Regions from separate parts of the Homo sapiens genome. Here region 2 is linked to region 1. Evidence: read pairs that join two places in POLR2A ChIA-PET (ENCODE). Cell type or tissue: MCF 10A. All regions are shown on one strand. Each heading gives the region's core, and the rest is flanking DNA. Links, peaks and the distances in the headings are about the cores only.

Evidence for each region. ChIA-PET counts read pairs that join two places held together with the same protein. Peaks named below come from ENCODE experiments on the same cell type or tissue, not always from the same donor. Only the 100,000 strongest peaks of a DNase experiment are listed, where the experiment ranks them.
Region 2: POLR2A ChIA-PET joins it to region 1 with 5 read pairs; 5 of 35 experiments call an interaction of 5 or more read pairs at or near these places.

What each region holds. Positions count from the first base shown.
Region 1 is chr11:118,292,274-118,300,558 of GRCh38, forward strand. No RefSeq gene overlaps it. Among named protein-coding and RNA genes, the nearest start is that of CD3E, 8.3 kb to the right of the region's middle. In MCF 10A, for the core only: a CTCF peak has its summit at 3,759; a DNase peak (open chromatin) is centred at 3,728.
Region 2 is chr11:118,170,936-118,179,220 of GRCh38, forward strand. It overlaps SCN2B (sodium voltage-gated channel beta subunit 2), which reads right to left and starts at 5,704. Exons shown (of 4, transcript NM_004588.5): 1 at 5,427-5,704. The coding sequence starts at 5,496. In MCF 10A, for the core only: no CTCF peak of the experiment used is centred there; a DNase peak (open chromatin) is centred at 4,286.

The sequences.
Region 1 (8,285 bases), core at 1,230-6,229:
AAAATAGCTCGGTGTTGTAGCACACACCTGTGGTCCTACCTACTTGGGAAGCTGAGGCAGGAGGATCATTTGAGCTCAGAAGGATGAGGCTGCAGTGAGCCATGTTCTTGCCACTGCACCCCAGCTTGAGTGGCAGAGTGAGACTGTTTCAAAAATATATCTATATTTCACATTAGATTCATACCTATTTGAAAATTAGCATCAATTATTCTTTTCTTTTTTAAATGTTTATCTTTAGTTATATAAGTAATAAATATTCATTACAGAAAATTTCAAACGTAGAAAAGTATACGAAGAAAATTTAAATTGTTCTATTTATATTCATGTACCATCTTTGTAGGCATTTTGCTGTAGTTTTTTCCAGTCACTTTCATAAATATACATTTGCATTGTACATGGTAAAGATTATACTGTGCAATTCTGTCTTTTTTGTATGATTAAATTGAATTGGTTTTGAATTTTTTTAGATTTAACTTGTCAATTCCTTTTGGTTCTATAGTTGTATAAAAGATATAAGCATATTGAGTTCTTGCCTAGTTTTATGTATCTATCATTAAAAAAAGAATTCCCATGAAATCACATCCCCTCCAACCAAAGCCCCATTCTCTGCTCTCTTTCACTGAAAAACTTCTCAAAAGAGATGTCTACATTCTGACTCTACCTCTTTACCTCTCATTTATGCCTAATTTTTTTTAGTGAAGAAGTATAAGGACATTGTTTTAAAAAATCAGTTTGCTAGGCCGGGCACAGTGGCTCATGCCTGTAATCCCAGCACTTTGGGCGGCTGAGGCCGGTGGATTGCTTGAGCTCAGGCGTTTGAGACCAGCCTGGGCAACATAGCAAGACTCTATATAACATTACAAGAATTAGCTGGGCATGGTGCGTGCCTGTAGTCCCAGCTACCTGGGAGGCTCAGGAATGAGCCTCGACCGCGTCACTCTACTCCAGCCTGGGCGACAGAGCAAGACCCTGTCTTAGAAAAAAAAAAAAAATCAATTTGCTGAAGGCTTAGAATGAAAAAACAACCAACCAATCCTTGCCCCTCCCCTTTTACTCTATGATCTATTACTTTGACATTGTTCTGTAGTCTTTCTCCCATGTGTGTATAGGTGTCTATTTGTACATTCTTTTTTTGAGGCTTGATTTACATACCATAAAATGCACCCTTTTAAATATACAGTTCAAGAATTTTGACAAATGTATGCACTCGTGTACCACCACCCCAGTTAAGATACAAAACATTCCTGTCACCCCTAAAGGTTCCCTCAAGGCTCTTTGCAATCAATCTTCCACCTACCTCCAGCCCCAAACAGCCAATAATTTTCTTTCTGTCACTGTAAATTAAATATTACTGTTCTAAGCCAGGCATAGTGGCTCACACATGTAATCTCAGCATGTTGGGAGGCCGAGGCAAGAGGATCATTTGAGTCCAGGAGTCCAAAAAAGCCTGGGTAACCTGGTGAGATCCTGTCTCTACAAAAAAGAAAATAAATTAAAAAATAATAATAAATACACTTTACTGTTTTAGAATTTCATATAAAAGAAACCATACAGCAATACACTTTTGTGTCTGGATTCTTTGCTTAAAATAAAGTTTTTGAGATGTAGTTTGCTACATCAGTAGTTTGCTCCTTTTTATTGCTTTAGTAGTATGCTCTGAATGTACTGCAATTTATTTATTCATTCATCTCTTGTTGAACATTTGGGCTGTTTCCAGGTTTTTGCCATTATTATTTTTTTAAAACACTGCTGTGATCATCATATACATGTCTTTTTGTGGATACATGTTTTCGTTTATCTCATTAACCTGGGTATGGTATTGCTGAGTCGTAACATAAAAGTATATTAACTTCATAAACAAAACTGACAACCATTTTTCCATTGTTATTTCAAGTGGTTGTACCATTCCACACTCCCACCAGCAAAGTAAAAAAGTTCCAATTGTTCCACATCCTCTTCAACACTTACTATTGTCAGTCATCCTAATTTTAGCCATTTTAGAATGTGTATAGTAGTATCTCATTGTGATTTGAATTTGCATTTCCCTGACAACTAATGATGTTGAGAATATTTTCATGTGCTTCTTGGCTATTTGTATGTCTTCTTTTATGAAGTGCCTATTTATATCCTTTGCCCAATTTTTTATTGGGTTGCCTTCTTACTAAGTTGTAAGAGTTACTTATATATTTTGAATACAAGTCCCCTGTCAGATACACATATTGTGAATTATTTCTCCTAGTCTGTGACTTACCTCTTCATTTTAATAGAGTCTTTCAAAAAGCAGGAAAGTTTTTAATTTTGACAAGGTCTAACTTACTCTTTTTTACCTTTTATTATTTATTAAAAATTACTATTTTTGTATCCTAAAATATGTTTGCCTACTCCAAAGCTATAGTGATATTATCCTATGTTTTCTTCCACAAGTTTTATAGTTTTAGCTTTTACATTTAGGTCCTTATTTCAAGTTCTCTCTCTCTCTTTTTTTTTTTTTTTTTTTTTTTTTGCATAGTTTGAGGTAAGGATTGAAATTCATTATTTTCCTTATGGATTTCTATCTAGTTTTTCCTAGACCATTTGTTGAAAAGACTATCATTTCTCCCGTTGTTTACTTTCCTTGAAAATCAATTGTTTATATATGTTAGGGTCTTTTTCTGGGCTCTCTACTCTGTTTTATTGAATTATGTCTATTCTTAATGCCAATTCCAGCAATACACTTCAAAATACCCCATGAGTCAAAGATAAATCAATGGAAATTAGAATGTATTTTAACTGAATAAGTAAAATACAACATATTAAAATTTGCGGAACGCAGCCCAAGCAACAACATATAAGATTTTCAGAAACCCAATGTTAACCAAAAGACACCAAACACAAAGTATGAGTGATATGAGTGATTTCATTTACATAAAACTCATTAAAAGGAAATGGAAATTAGTGTTTAGAGATGCATGCTGTAGCAGGTGTTGCTGGTGCCCTGTCGCATCCCCTTCACCTGCTCAGTGCACCCATCCCCTGGCTTCTGTGAGTATTGACTGCTAATAGCTTCACAGCAGCACACTTCGCCTGAGAATTGCCCTCCACCTCCAGGAAGCTGCCTTACCTGGCATCCTGCAGCCAATGACTGACAGATAGGGGAATACAGAAGTTCAGTCTCCTGCCTCTAGACGGGACAACTCCGCGGGGGCATTCTTGCTCTAGAGCTCCCCTGGAGATCAGATTAAGGATAGACCTCAGCTGAACCCACATTTTGAACTAGCTTTTTCTCCTCTTCTAATGTGCCATCCAGTGCCATCCTTACTCCCTTACAGAACTCATCTGAAGGCACTCCCTCACCAAATCACTTGAACAAGAATTGCAATCTCAAGCTCTGCTCTTGGGGGATCAATCCTAAACTAGTTGGTTCTAGAAGTGGTCCTAAAAAGTAGATTTTAAAGATGGGATTCTGGAGTTGGATAACAGATGGCAATGAAGACCCCATCATCAATGGTAGGAGGAGCTACAGCCCCTGTGATGACCTGGGCCAAGATTAAGGTGGAAGGAATACACTGGCTTACGAATGCTCCTGGCATGTGAGAAGTTCAGGTAAATAGTAACTATGAAGATTGTGAAATTGGGTGGCTCTTGCTTAGAACCACTGATATGTTAAAGAAAGAAAATGACAAGCTCATATCAATTAATCACCGATTTAAAACAAAGTGAGTCAGAGGCTGGCTTCCTTAGCAGCATTTAAAGAGCACCTCATCTCCTGCAGCTAGAGGGCACCCTCTGTAAAACTGGAAGAATTTCAGAGGAGGAATTCTTAGCCTAGGTAAGTTGCTTATGCCAAAATCAGGGCCATGATAAGGAAGATATGGGACCCTGAGGCTGAGCAAATGTGATTGAGACCCCTGAACTTCCAGTTCCCCCTGAACCCACTGGGCCTAGGCTTCAAATAAGAAGGTACCTTACAAGACATCATTAGCCCATCTCAGAATCTGCCCTCACCTCCCCTCCTGGCCATCAGATCAATCACTACAGTCAAATCTCAAGATGACCCAACTGAGGAAGTGCTGGGGCTGCTGAGAGAAGAGAGAGATTGATATGCCAAGGCCGCTGCAGGACCCCACTGATGTGGACTGGCAAGACCTGGGGCATTTGCCTGTGGGAGGCATGTGGATCAAGTGGGGTGGAATGTAAAGCTGAATGGAAGAGGCTTTGTCAATGTGGGGGCACTCTCATGACACGAGATTTAATACCTGGTATGGGCCCTAGGAGACTGATTTAATCTGCTGCTAGGAAGGCTCTTGAAATTTTGGTAAGAGTGGTGGCCCACATTAAATGAAGTAGAGTGTCTGAACTGCTGTGGCAGACTAGGGAGAAAGGACCAAAAAGGATCAGAGAGTGAGCATGCTAGAATGAATCTACTCTCAAATACCAGAAAACCCACCAGTTGACTCTATCCCTCGGGGGGCCTAGAGGATTTGCCAACACATTCTAATAAATGAGCACCAGCATTATTTTTTTTAAGTTTTTTTTTTAAATTTTTGTGGGCACATAGTAAGTGTATATGTTTATGGGGCACATGAGATGTTTTGATAAAGGCATGCAGTGTGAAATAAACACAGCATAAAGAATGGGGTATCCATTCCCTCAAGCATTTATCCATGAGTTGCAAGCAGTTCAATTACACTCTTTACATTTTCATTTTTTGGTTTTTGGTTGTTTTGTTCTGTTTTGTTCTGTTTTTTGAGACAGAGTCTTGCTCAGTTGCCCAGGCTGGAGTACAATGGCGCGCTCTCAGCTCACCGCAATTTCTGCCACCCGGGCTCAAGCGATTCTCCTGCCTCAGCCTCCTGAGTAGCTGGGATTACAGGTGCCCACTGCCATGCCTGGCTAATTTTTGTATTTTTAGTAAGACAGGGTTTCGCCATGTTGGCCAGGCTGGTCTTGAACTCCTGACCTCAGGTGATCCACCCACCTCGGCCTCCCAAAGTGCTGGGATTACAGGCGTAAGCCACTGTGCCTGGCCTCTTTAAGTTACTTAAAAATGTACAGTTAAGTTATTATTGACTATAGTCACCCAGTTGTGCTATCAAACAGTAGGTCTTATGCATTCTAATTTTTTTTTAACCAGTTAACCATCCCCACCCCAGTCTTTCACTACCCTTCCCAGCCTCTGTTAACCATCTTTCTACTCTCTAAGTCCATGAGTTCAACTGTTGCACCAGCATTATTGAGACAGTTAATATTAGTCATTTTCTGTAGGCCTGGGCTAATGGTATCATAGACCTGGTTCCTAGGTAGTAATGAGAATGAGAAGGTCCCGGAGAAGCAGAGGCCAGCTGGCGGCATTTATCTTCCAAAGCAAGGTGGCTATAAGGTCAAAACTGCCAGTCAGGAGGCCTGATTCACAGAGATCTATGGCAATGACTGATGGAATATGTTTTTCCTAAGGTGAGTTTGCCAGATTTAGCAAATAAAAATATAGGCTGCCCAATTAAATTTAAATTTCAGATAAATAACAAAGAATTTTTTAGTGTCAGTATGTCCCATACACATCTGACAATATGTGTGTGTATTTTTATTTCCCCAAAATTGATCCAAGAATGAATGAACAGATGGCCAAGTTGAGCTTACTAATGGAAAGCCATAATTCCCTTCTGAGTTTCCAGATCTTAGCCGATTCTCATACCCAGAACCAATCAACTGAAAGAAAGGCCAAGTCCCCATAAGAAAGGACATTACAACACCATGGCAAGTATATAAATTAGTGATTCCCACAGTCCTTCCCCACAAGGACTCATTTATTCGTGGAAAGGGGAATACCTGGACCTTTCAAGGGCTGTTGGATACAGGGCCCAAGTTGATGATTATAACCAGGGTCCCAAAGTGCTGTTTATGGCTGTTAGAGGAGAGGCACATAAGAGTCAGGTGGTAAATGGGGTCCTTGCCCAGGTCCATCTCACTGACCCACCCAGTCACCATCTACCCAGTTCCCAAAAGTATGATAATGGATATAGCAGTTGGCAGAACCCTCACCTTGGCTCCTTAACGTGTAAATAAGAGCTATTGCTTTAGGAAAAGCCAGTGGAAGCCCTTGTAACTTTCCATGACTCCCTGCCAAGACAGTAAATAAAAAATAATATTGCATCCTAGAGAGAATGGTAGAGATTAGTGTCATTTTCAAAGACTTAAAGAATTGTGGTCCCATTATACACCCTATTTAATTCACTGATTTGGCCTTTGCAAAAATTGAGGAATCATTGTGGATGAGAGTGGACTACTGCAAATTTAAACAAGTAGTAGCTCCAACTGCAGCAGTTATGCCAAATGTAATATTTTTAATCAGAGCATTCACTCATAGCCAAGAGACAATATACTTTCCTGGTCTTGCCTGGGGCTGTGTCAACTTGCCAGCTCTCTATCATAACATAGTCTGAAGGGACCTGGACAATCTGGACGTTCTGCAGAACATCACATTGGTCCGCTATATCAATGACATTGTGTTAATCACATCAAATGAGCAAGAAATTGCGAGTATTTGGAGGCCTTGGAGAATAGGAGATAAACTCTATGAAGATTCTGGGGCCTGCCACGTAAGTGTGTTTTTGGTTTTTTTGGTTTTTTTTTTTTAGATGGAGTTTCGCTCTTGTCACCCAGGCTGGAGTGCAATGGCACTATCTCGGCTCACCGCAACCTCCACCTTCCGGGTTCAAGCAATTCTCCTGACTCAGCCTCCCAGGTAGCTGGGATTACAGGCATGCACCACCATGCCTGGCTAATTTTTTTTGTATTTTTAGTAGAGACGGGGTGTCTCCATGTTGGTCAGGCTGGTCTTGAACTCCCAACCTCAGGTGGTCCACCTACCTCAGCCTCCCAAAGTGTTGGGATTACAGGCATGAGCCACCGTGCCTGGCCAGGTGTCCTTTTTAAGAGTGCAAGGTCTTGGACCATCCAGGTCATTTCTTCCAAGTAGAGGCTATGTTATTTTACCTTGCACCATCCCCTCAGTTAAGAAAGGGAATACCTTATAGGCCTCTTCATTTCCAAGTGACATAAAACTCTTACAGCTTTGAGTGGAGCCCAGAGCAGTAAAGTGCTCTGCAGCAAGTCCATGCTGTGGTACAAGCAGCTCTGCAGCTTGGGCCACATACCAGCAACCCTGATGGCAGTTAGAAGTATCTGTGGTGGGAAAAGATGCCTTTTGGAGTCTATGGCAAGTTCCAGCAGGAGAATCAAAATGTTGATACCTAGGGTTCAGGAACAAAGCCATTCTACCTACAGCAGTGAATTATATACCATTTGAAAAGCAGCTCTTGGCATGCTACTAGAGTAGATACACAGGAAGAAGTTGAGTAACTGACAATGGGACATCAGCTGACCATTAAACTTGATCTGCCCATTATAAGCTAAGCAGTGTCAGACCCTCCAAGTCACAAGTTTGGGTGGGCGCAACAATCCACTGTAAGAAGGAAGGAATGCAGTCTGGCTGAGGCATGAATAGTGCCAGAGGACACAAGCAGCAACTGCAGGAGCACATGGCCTCCATCATCCACCGCTACTACACTAATAATTCACCTTCAGTTCAACCTGTGGCTACCTGATGGGCTATTCTTGAAGTCCAGCTGACAGAGGAGAATAAAGCCTGAGCTTCCTTGACAGATGTCATCTTAGTATGTGGATGCAAGCCAAAAATGGAATGCTGCAGTCCTGCAGTCCTGCATTCCCACTAGGGAACGAGCTTGAAAGAGTAGTAAAGGGAACCGGGTGTGGTGGCTCACACCTATAATCCCAGCACTTTTGGAGGCCAAGGCGGGTGGATTGCCTGAGCTTGGGAGTTCAAGACCACCCTTGGCAACATGGTGAAACCTTGTCTCTACTAAAATACAAAAAATTAGCTGGGAGTGTTAGCACGTGACTGTAGTCCCAGCTACTCGGGAGGCTGAGACACAAGCATCGCTTGAGCACCAGAAGCAGAGGTTGCAGTGAGCCGAGATGGTGCCACAGCACTCCAGCCTGGGCGACAGAGTGAGACTGTGTCTCAAAAAAAAAAAAGAAAAGAAAAGAAAAAGAAAGAGGAGTAAAGGGAAATCCTCTCAAAGGGCAGAGCTTCTGCCATTGTACGTGGTTATTCACTTTATGTGGAAAGAGAAGTGGCCTAATGTTAGAATATACAGAGATCCATGGGCAGTGGTGAGTGGCTTGATTTATTGATTAGGGGCCTGGAACAAGTAAGAGTAGAAGATTGGGGACAGAAAAGTCTGGGGAAGATGCACGTGTATGGGCCCACGGGAGTCGTTACCAGA
Region 2 (8,285 bases), core at 1,309-6,308, 120 kb before region 1:
GGCCTGCAGGGCTCCTATTTTTCAAACTTTTTTTTTTTCTTCACAAAGCCGTAGAAGCAGCCGCCCTGCAGCCTGCAGGGAAATCAACATCTGCCTGGAGCACCCTTCTGCCAGCCCCGCCCCTGGCCCGAGTGACCAGGGCAAATGGCAGGACTTAAGAACCAGAGATTCTCTGAACTGGCAGCAGCCCTGGATGGAGGGGTAGGCATGGGGACCTCATCTGTTCTCCAAGCTGGGAGACAGCTGTCACCATCTGCGTTTTCTAGAGGAGGAGTCCAGGGCCGAGGATTCCAGGTGTGAGCTTAAGTGCTCATTAGGGGAATAAGGACTGGGGAGGCTGAGTGGGCCCCTGTCAGGAAGAACAAAGCCCAATTCCATCTCCTGTACTTTCATCGCCGTTCTGAAAGCATCTGGCAGCGCACCAGCCAAGGAGGAGGTGTGCAGAAAATGCCAACAGCATCTTCATCTGCAGAGGCCCAGAGCTCTGAGGGAAGGCACTGACAGTGCTTGTCCTGAGCTTACCTCCCATCCCAGGAATGTCCTATCCCTCTAGCTCTTCCCTTGGAAGGTCGATCATCTTCCCAGGGGCTCCCCAGACCAAAAAGTCTGCGTTCTGCGAAGCCCGGCGGACTCTGTGCGGGCCTCTGCCCCCCACCAAGCCCAAGGCAGTGCTCCAGATTAGAACTTGAACCTCACCATCTCGAAGGAGCTAGCACCCTGCCGTGGGGGAGGGCAGGGTAGAGAGGAGTGCGGGGGCGCCTTTTCTGGCCGGCAGGACGGGGGCAGCCGGAGAGGTGCAATGCGGGCTCCCCCTCCCCACCCTGCAGCGGGGCCCTGCAGAAGGTACCGGGCGGAACACGCGTGCCCTCTAGTGGTCACAGAGTCAAACGTCAAGTTCCATCCTGCGGAGCGAGCATGGGATCCGGAGCCACAGCTGGAGCTGAGATCAGAAACCGTAGATCTAGCCCCATTGTTTTACCGGTGAGGAAAGGCCATGAGAGCCACACACAGAGAATAGGGACAAGCTGAGGCCAGAATCATGGTTCCTAGCCCCTAATCCAATATCTCCACGTAAGCCTGTGGCCTCACCAGAATCCCAGCAGCTCTAGGGTGCTGGCCTCAGACCTCCCGCCAGTCCGGGCCCTCATTAAAGACGAGGGGACCATGGCTCAACAAGGTCAGAGCTGTGAGCAAAACTCTGGTCTCTTGATTAACTCTCCTGCTTCGGGAAAGCACCCGAATGCATGGCCAAGGCCACAGAAAGGACTTCATCACAGCCACAAACCCTTACAAAATGCTTACAACGAGCCAGGCACTGTCTACATACTCTACATACATCACCTCATTTAATACTAACAAAACCTGTTATCGCTCCCACATTCCGGATGAGGAAGATGGAGCACAAAGAAGTTAAGAGACGAGCCCAAGTTCACGGCTAGTAAGAGGCGAAGCTAGAATCTGAAGCCAGCCTGCCTGGCTCCAGACTGGGTTGAGGCATTGAAGCTGAGTGGTGAAGTGAGCCCCATTCCAAGGCATCCGATCTCTTGCCGACTATATGGCAGGTCCAACTCCAGGCAGGCCCGCCAGCAGGGAATTGTACCATTTAAAGGAACCTCCATACAAGGGGGGCCCACAATCTTCCTGGTTGTCCCATTTGAGACCAGGTCTGGGGCCTGTGTCTCCTGATTTTCAACTCACAGAAGGGAAAAGATCATCAACGGGATGAGGCTTCTGATCTTAGATCCAAAACCTCAGCAGTGGCGGGCCACCCGCTGTCTCCAAGGCACATCTGGGCCCTCAGGCCTCGTGTCATCCACTGTTCTAACTAGCCCATCTTGCAGAGACTATAAAAATTTGCTCATCTGCCAAATGCTGTCTCTTGCAGAGACTGGAAGTTAATCTCTTCACTCCTCTTTCCACCCTACAGCAACCTATGAGGTAATTATTTTCTTCTTGGTTTTTTTTTTTTTTTTTAAGTGTCTAAACAGATGAACTGTCTCCCGGGGCAGCCCCTGCCTCCCAGGTGAGTGTGGCATCCAGCCCGTATCTCCGCACCTGCACTGCCTTACCATCCAGACCCTTCCTGCTCAAGGGCCTCCCCAACCCCGGCCACTCCAGTCCATCCCCGTGCAGCCAGGAGCAACCCACCCTCATCACTCCTCACCTCCAGACCTCCAACGGCTACCCACTGCTTTCAGGATCAAGTCCAGGCTCCTGGGCACAGCTTCCAAGCCCTTTGGCATCTGGGACCAACCTATACCCTAGCCTCATCCCCTGCCAGCCCCCATCCCCCCAGGTCTCCTTCACTCCAGTGACCCCAGTTCTGATTTTTTCTGAAAACACCACCTTCCTTCCCTTCTCCATGCCTTTGCACGTATTTTTGCTTCAGGTTGAGAAGCTCATTTGCCCTCCTGCCCCTGGGCCCCTCCTACTTATTCTTCAGGTCCCAGCTTACAGGGCATTAGCCTCGGTGACTGTTTCCCCATTGTCCTTGTCCTCACCCCAGCCCTGTTCCTATCTCTTCCACATGACTTGAGGGCAGAATGGCAGGATAGTTAACCTCCCAGTGCCTCAGTTTCCTCATCTGTAATATAGGGGACAATAAGCCCAACTTCATAGGGCTGTCGAAGGATTAAATGACTTACTACCTGTATGAAGCTCAGCACAGTGCCTAGCACATGGCCTGGACAAAAGTCAGCTGCGACTATGATGAGCATTATTGCTATTATTGTTGCCATACATACAATGTTGTCTTGTTATTATTTGTTCATGGGCCTGTTTCCCTCTAGAGGCTCCGGGGAACTGACTCCTATTCATCTTGGTATCCCTGGCACCCAGGACAGTGTGTGGCAGAGTGGGGACTCAATAAAGTCTACTAAAGGAAGAAGAGACAGCTTTCTCTCCATGTCTGGGTCCCCACCACCACAAGCAGCAGATATGTGCAGTGGGCTAGAGTGAGGACTAGACTTCACTTTCTTTCTTTCTTTCTTTCTTTCTTTTTTTAAGAGACAGGGTTTGGTTCTGCTGCCCACGCTGGAGTGCAGAGGCATGATCACGGCTCACTGCAGCCTGGAACTCTTGATACTCCTTCTTCAGCCTCCTGGAACAGTTAGGACTACAGGTACATGCCACCATGCCTGGCTTATTTTTCTTTTCTTTTTTTTTTTTTTTTTTTTTTTTTTTTTGTAGAGACAGGGTCTTGCTATGTTGTCCAGGCTGGTCTCCAATTCCTGGCCTCAAGCGATCCTCCCACCTCGGCCTCCCAAAGCACTGGGATACAGGCGTGAGCCACCATGCTCAGCCCAGACTCCACTTTCTATGCCTCCACTAACATAATCCATACATTGGTAAGCAGGCCAGTGACTGTGGAGTCAACGGTCTCAAGAAAAACTTGAGGGAAGCCCAGTCATTTGAATTGTTTCTGGCTAAAACTAGCCTCATATGCTTCTGCCGTGGGTAGAGCTGGTTGCCCACCTGCCCTTTCTCTTTGCCACCTCCATAGTCATCCCCACAAGCCCAGCCCCGACAGAGTCCCCTCCCTCGTCACTTGTGGCATCCTCCATCCTGGGGATCGATGCTACTGCAACACCACCAAAGTTCCACTGTCAACTCGGCCCTCAGCATTGGAGTGCCAGGGACATGCCTCATTACAGCACCAATCAAGTTCAAGTTCAAGGTCCCCATTCCTGCATCCTCTCCCACTCAGCTTTGCAGAAGCTTTAGCTTCCTCCCACTACCATCTCCCCACCCCAAACACTCAGACCTCTTCATCGCAGACTCCCTCTTCCTCACCCTAGCCCAGAGCTCTGGGTCCTGGTCACTGAGCCCCCTTTCTATCTTTACTTAGCCATGGCTCTCACCAGGCGGCTTCTCTCCTGCACGAAGTGCTTCCTAACTCCTGAGGAAAGGGTCCTGTCCTCCAGCTGGGCCTCCTTACAACAGGCCACTCACCCAACTCCCCTTCTTTCAGCCTGTCCTGAGACTCTGATCAATTAGGTACTGTTAATATAGCAGTGCCATTTCTTGAACATTGGGGAGTGGAATCCAACGTTTAAGAGAATGTGCTGAAGTCAGACACAGGGAGTTCAAATTTCAGCTCCCGTTACCATAGTCATCTGTTTCCTCCCTGTAACCTGAGTATAATAGAATCTACCTCCGATTGCTGTGAGGGCTAAACAAGATACACAGTGCCTGGGCTCACGAAAAGCATTCTTATGTTAGCCATCGTTGAGTTCCTGCCATGCACCAAATCACAAACACGTCAGGCAGTAGGCATTCTTTAGTTTACCCGGGAGGGAACTGAAGCTCAGAGGGGTTGAGTAACTTGCCTGTGATCATTACGTAAATGACAAAGGTGGCTTGAAACCCAGGTCCTGCCAGAGATTCCATAGCATTCCTGCTCTGATGTTAATATGCCAAGTAACTCAGCAAAGCAGGCTGGCAGGGCCTCTGCACTGTCTGTGTTTAGCACTCCTACTCCAAACCCAGCACATCACACCACAGAAAGAGAGAGAGCCTTTGTGGTGGGGAATAGTTCCATCAACAGTCCTTGGACTTGACTCTCAGTTGCTGCTCCAGCAATAAGTAAGTTTAGGAGCAAGAATGAAACTCTACAAAGCAGGCTTGCAAATAACTTTCTAGCCCACTTCCCCACCAGGAAGTCTCTGAGTGGTCAAATACAAACACTTGACAGGACAGTCTGCAAGACTGGGCTGGGCAGTTCTGAGGCTGGATTTAAAGGGCTGCAACCTCGCTCAGCCTGTGGGTTCCATTTTTTTCCTGAATCTCTACACCTGGCCCTTCCTCCATTCCATCCGGCCCAAGCCAAAGGTGCCTTCTCCATCAGTGCGTGCCTCAGCAGGTCTCCTCCCAACCCAGACATCATTCCCCAAGCCCGCTTCCCACCTACTCCCACACACGTTCCAACAGATCAGTGAGACCGAGTGCCAAGAAGCCAGACCCAGACTCAACTTTCTGCCACCAGCTCCCCTGCACACTCTCCTAATACCCTAAATCCACCAGGATCAAGCTTCTGAAAAGAAGCCCCTTAAGGGAGCATTAAGTCCCAGGACCCCGCATTTGCAGCAACTCCAAAAAATAATCCCTGAAGAGACTGCAGGTCAATCCACTCTCTGCCCCACCGCCACGTAGGTCCACTTAGGGGAAATCCAGAGAAGATTCACCTCCCTTGACAATTGTCAGCCCCCAGCAACACTCAGATCCCCTGACCCAACATTTCTGTGACTAAGTAGTCCCAGGGTTCTGCACTCCCCAGCAACGTCCCTTCCAGTCCCCAGCACCTCCCCTCCCAAGGACACAGAGGGAAAGCGCTAGCAATGTCTTCTTTCCTATCCCCTGCCCCCATCCTCTTCACATTGCGGCTACACTTCTGAACCCTCGGGAGCATGCAGATGTGTCTAACTTACCCAAAGAGAAAAAGAGACTGAGCCCCGTGAGGCTGAAGGCAGGGCGAGGTAGCCAGGCATCTCTGTGCATTTTCAGAGACTGAGATGTTAGTCGGGTGGGCTACGGGAGAGGGTGATTTGAGGGGGCGAGAACTACAAGGGAGGAATGGTTGGATGCTAAAAAAAAATGCACGGATGTACTTCAAAGACATATACAACATTAAGGAAGCTTTATTTCCATCTCTCTAATATGGCCGGCTTGTATGTTGCTGCTAAAAAGAGAGAGAGAGGGAGTGTGTAAAGGAGAGAGAGAGAGATGGGGGGGAGAGAAAAGGGGGATGGGGTAAATATTGTGGTTGGTGGATTTCAAAAAGCAGGTGGGAGGGCATAAAAAAGTCATTTTGAAAAGAACAAAATCCCAGAAATTTTTACCCTCTAAAACAAGAAATAATACAAACCCTGCTTTTTGACTTCACTGGGATGATTGTTGGATTTTGAAAGCTATTAGAGGAATCCATTTATTTTAAAGATTCTGGAAAGGGAAACACCTTTTATCATTTAAAAACACCCCCAGGCTGACGCAGTGGCTCACACCTGTAATTCCAGCACTTTGGGAGGCCGGATGGATTGCTTGAGTCCAGGAGTTCAAGACCAGCCTGGGCAACATGGCAAAACCCATCTCTACTAAAAATACAAAATTTAGCCAGGCATAATGTCGCATGCCTCTTGTCCCAGCTACTGCACCGCACTCCAGCCTGGGCCCTGCCTCCAGAGGGAAAAAAAAAAAAAAAACCTAAAAAAAAAAAGGAGATGCTTGTTTTTGTGTTATTGAAAAGGGTTCAGGAAAGTGAGTTGGAGAGACTTTCAAGGGGTAATGCTTTCCTCATTCTAGCGTTTCCTCTGAAAACAGAACATGTTGAAGCAGGCTGATAGAAAAATACCCAAGAGATCTTACAATTGAATGTAACACAGGCCTTTGGATAAACCTGATTCAAACAAATCAACAGGAAAGAAAAGTTTTTGAGACAATTGGGAAAAGTTAAATATGAACTACATAGTAGATTGTATTAATGAATCATTCTTAATTTTGTTGGGTCTGATAAAATGTGGTTTTGTCCTTTAACATCTCTATCTGTTAAAGACACACATGGGTGGCCGGGCGGGGTGGCTCACACCTGTAATCCCAGCACTTTGGGAGGCCGAGGCAGGCAGATCACCTGAGGTCAGGAGTTCGAGACCAGCCTCCCTAACATGGTGAAACCCTGTCTCTACTAAAAATACAAAAGTTAGCCGGGTGTGGTGGCGTGTGCCTGTAATCCCAGCTACTTGGGGGGACTGAGGCAGGAGAATTGCTTGAACCTGGGAGGCGGAGGTTGCAGTGAGTCGAGATCACTCCGCTACATCCCAGCCTGGGCCACAGAGTGAGACTCCATCTCAAAAATACATATATATATATTCAACGAAAAAAAGAGATGGGAGAATAGGTGACACGAGACTAGTTGTTTTGCTTGATAATTGAAACTAGCTGGTGATGGGTGTAAAGGGTTTGTCATATAGTTCTCTCTTCTTTTGTGTATGTTTAAAACTTTTCTTTTGAAGAAGGAAGAAAAAATAAGCTAACGTCATAAGTAGGAGAACTTGGTGGGTGGAGTCCAAGGTGGTCCTAAGCAGAGGTGACCCCCATACTCCTGGGGAGATGGTTAAGTAGGGCAGAGATTCGCATGCAGCAGTCACCTGCATTTGTGATGGGCCCTTTGTGTACCAAACAGGGAGCAACTAATATTTTTGAGCATAAACTCTGTGCCAAGCACTTTACATGTGATATCTCAATTTTTTATTTTTTTATTTTATTATTTTTTTTTAGACAGGGTCTCGCTCTGTCACCCAGGCTGCAGTGCAGTGGTGCAATCTCAGCTCACTGCAATCTCTGCCTTCTGGGTTCAAGCAATTCCTGTGTCTCAGCCTCAAGAGTAGCTGGAACTACATGCACGTGCCACCACCCCCAGCTAATTTTTTTGTATTTTTAGTAGAGGCAGGGTTTCACCATGTTGGCCAGGCTGGTCTCGAACTCCTGACCTCAAGTGTTCCACCTGCATCAGCCTCCCAAAGTGCTGGGAGTACAAGCGTGAGCCACCATGCTCAGCCTGTGGTATCTCAGTTTAATCTTTTCTTTTTTTGTGTGTGAGATGGAGTCCCGCTCTCTCTCCCAGGCTGGAGTGCAGTGGCGCGATCTTGGCTCACTGCAACCTCCACCTCCCAGGTTCAAGCAATTCTCCTGCCTCAGCCTCCCAAGTAGCTGGGATTACAGATGCCTGCCACCATGCTTGGCTAATTTTTGTATTTTTAGTACAGACAGAGTTTCACCATCTTGTCCATGCTAGTCTTGAACTCCTGACCTCGTGATCCACCGACCTTAGCCTCCCAAAGTGCTGGGATTACAGGTGTGAGCCACCGCGCCCCCACCCTGTCAGTTTAATCTTAACCCTGGGATAGGTGATTTCTTTTTCCTTTTTCTTTTTTTTTAATTTATTTATTTTATTATTATTATTATTATTATTATTTTTTTTTTTTTTTTTTTTTTTTTTTTTTTGCGATGGAATCTCACTCTGTGGCCCAGGCTGAAGTGCAGTGGCATGATCTTGGCTCACTGCAACCTCCGCTTCCCGGGTTCAAGTGATTCTCCTGCCTCAGCCTCCTGAGTAGTTGGGTTTACAGGTTCCCGCCACCATAATTTCTTTTTTCTTTTTCTTTTTCTCTTTATTCTTTTGTTGTTGTTGTTCAGACAGAGGCTTACTCTGTGGCCCAGGCTGGAGTGCAGTGGCACAATCTTGGCTCACTGCAACCTCCACCTCCCAAGTTCACGTGATTCTCCTGCCTCAG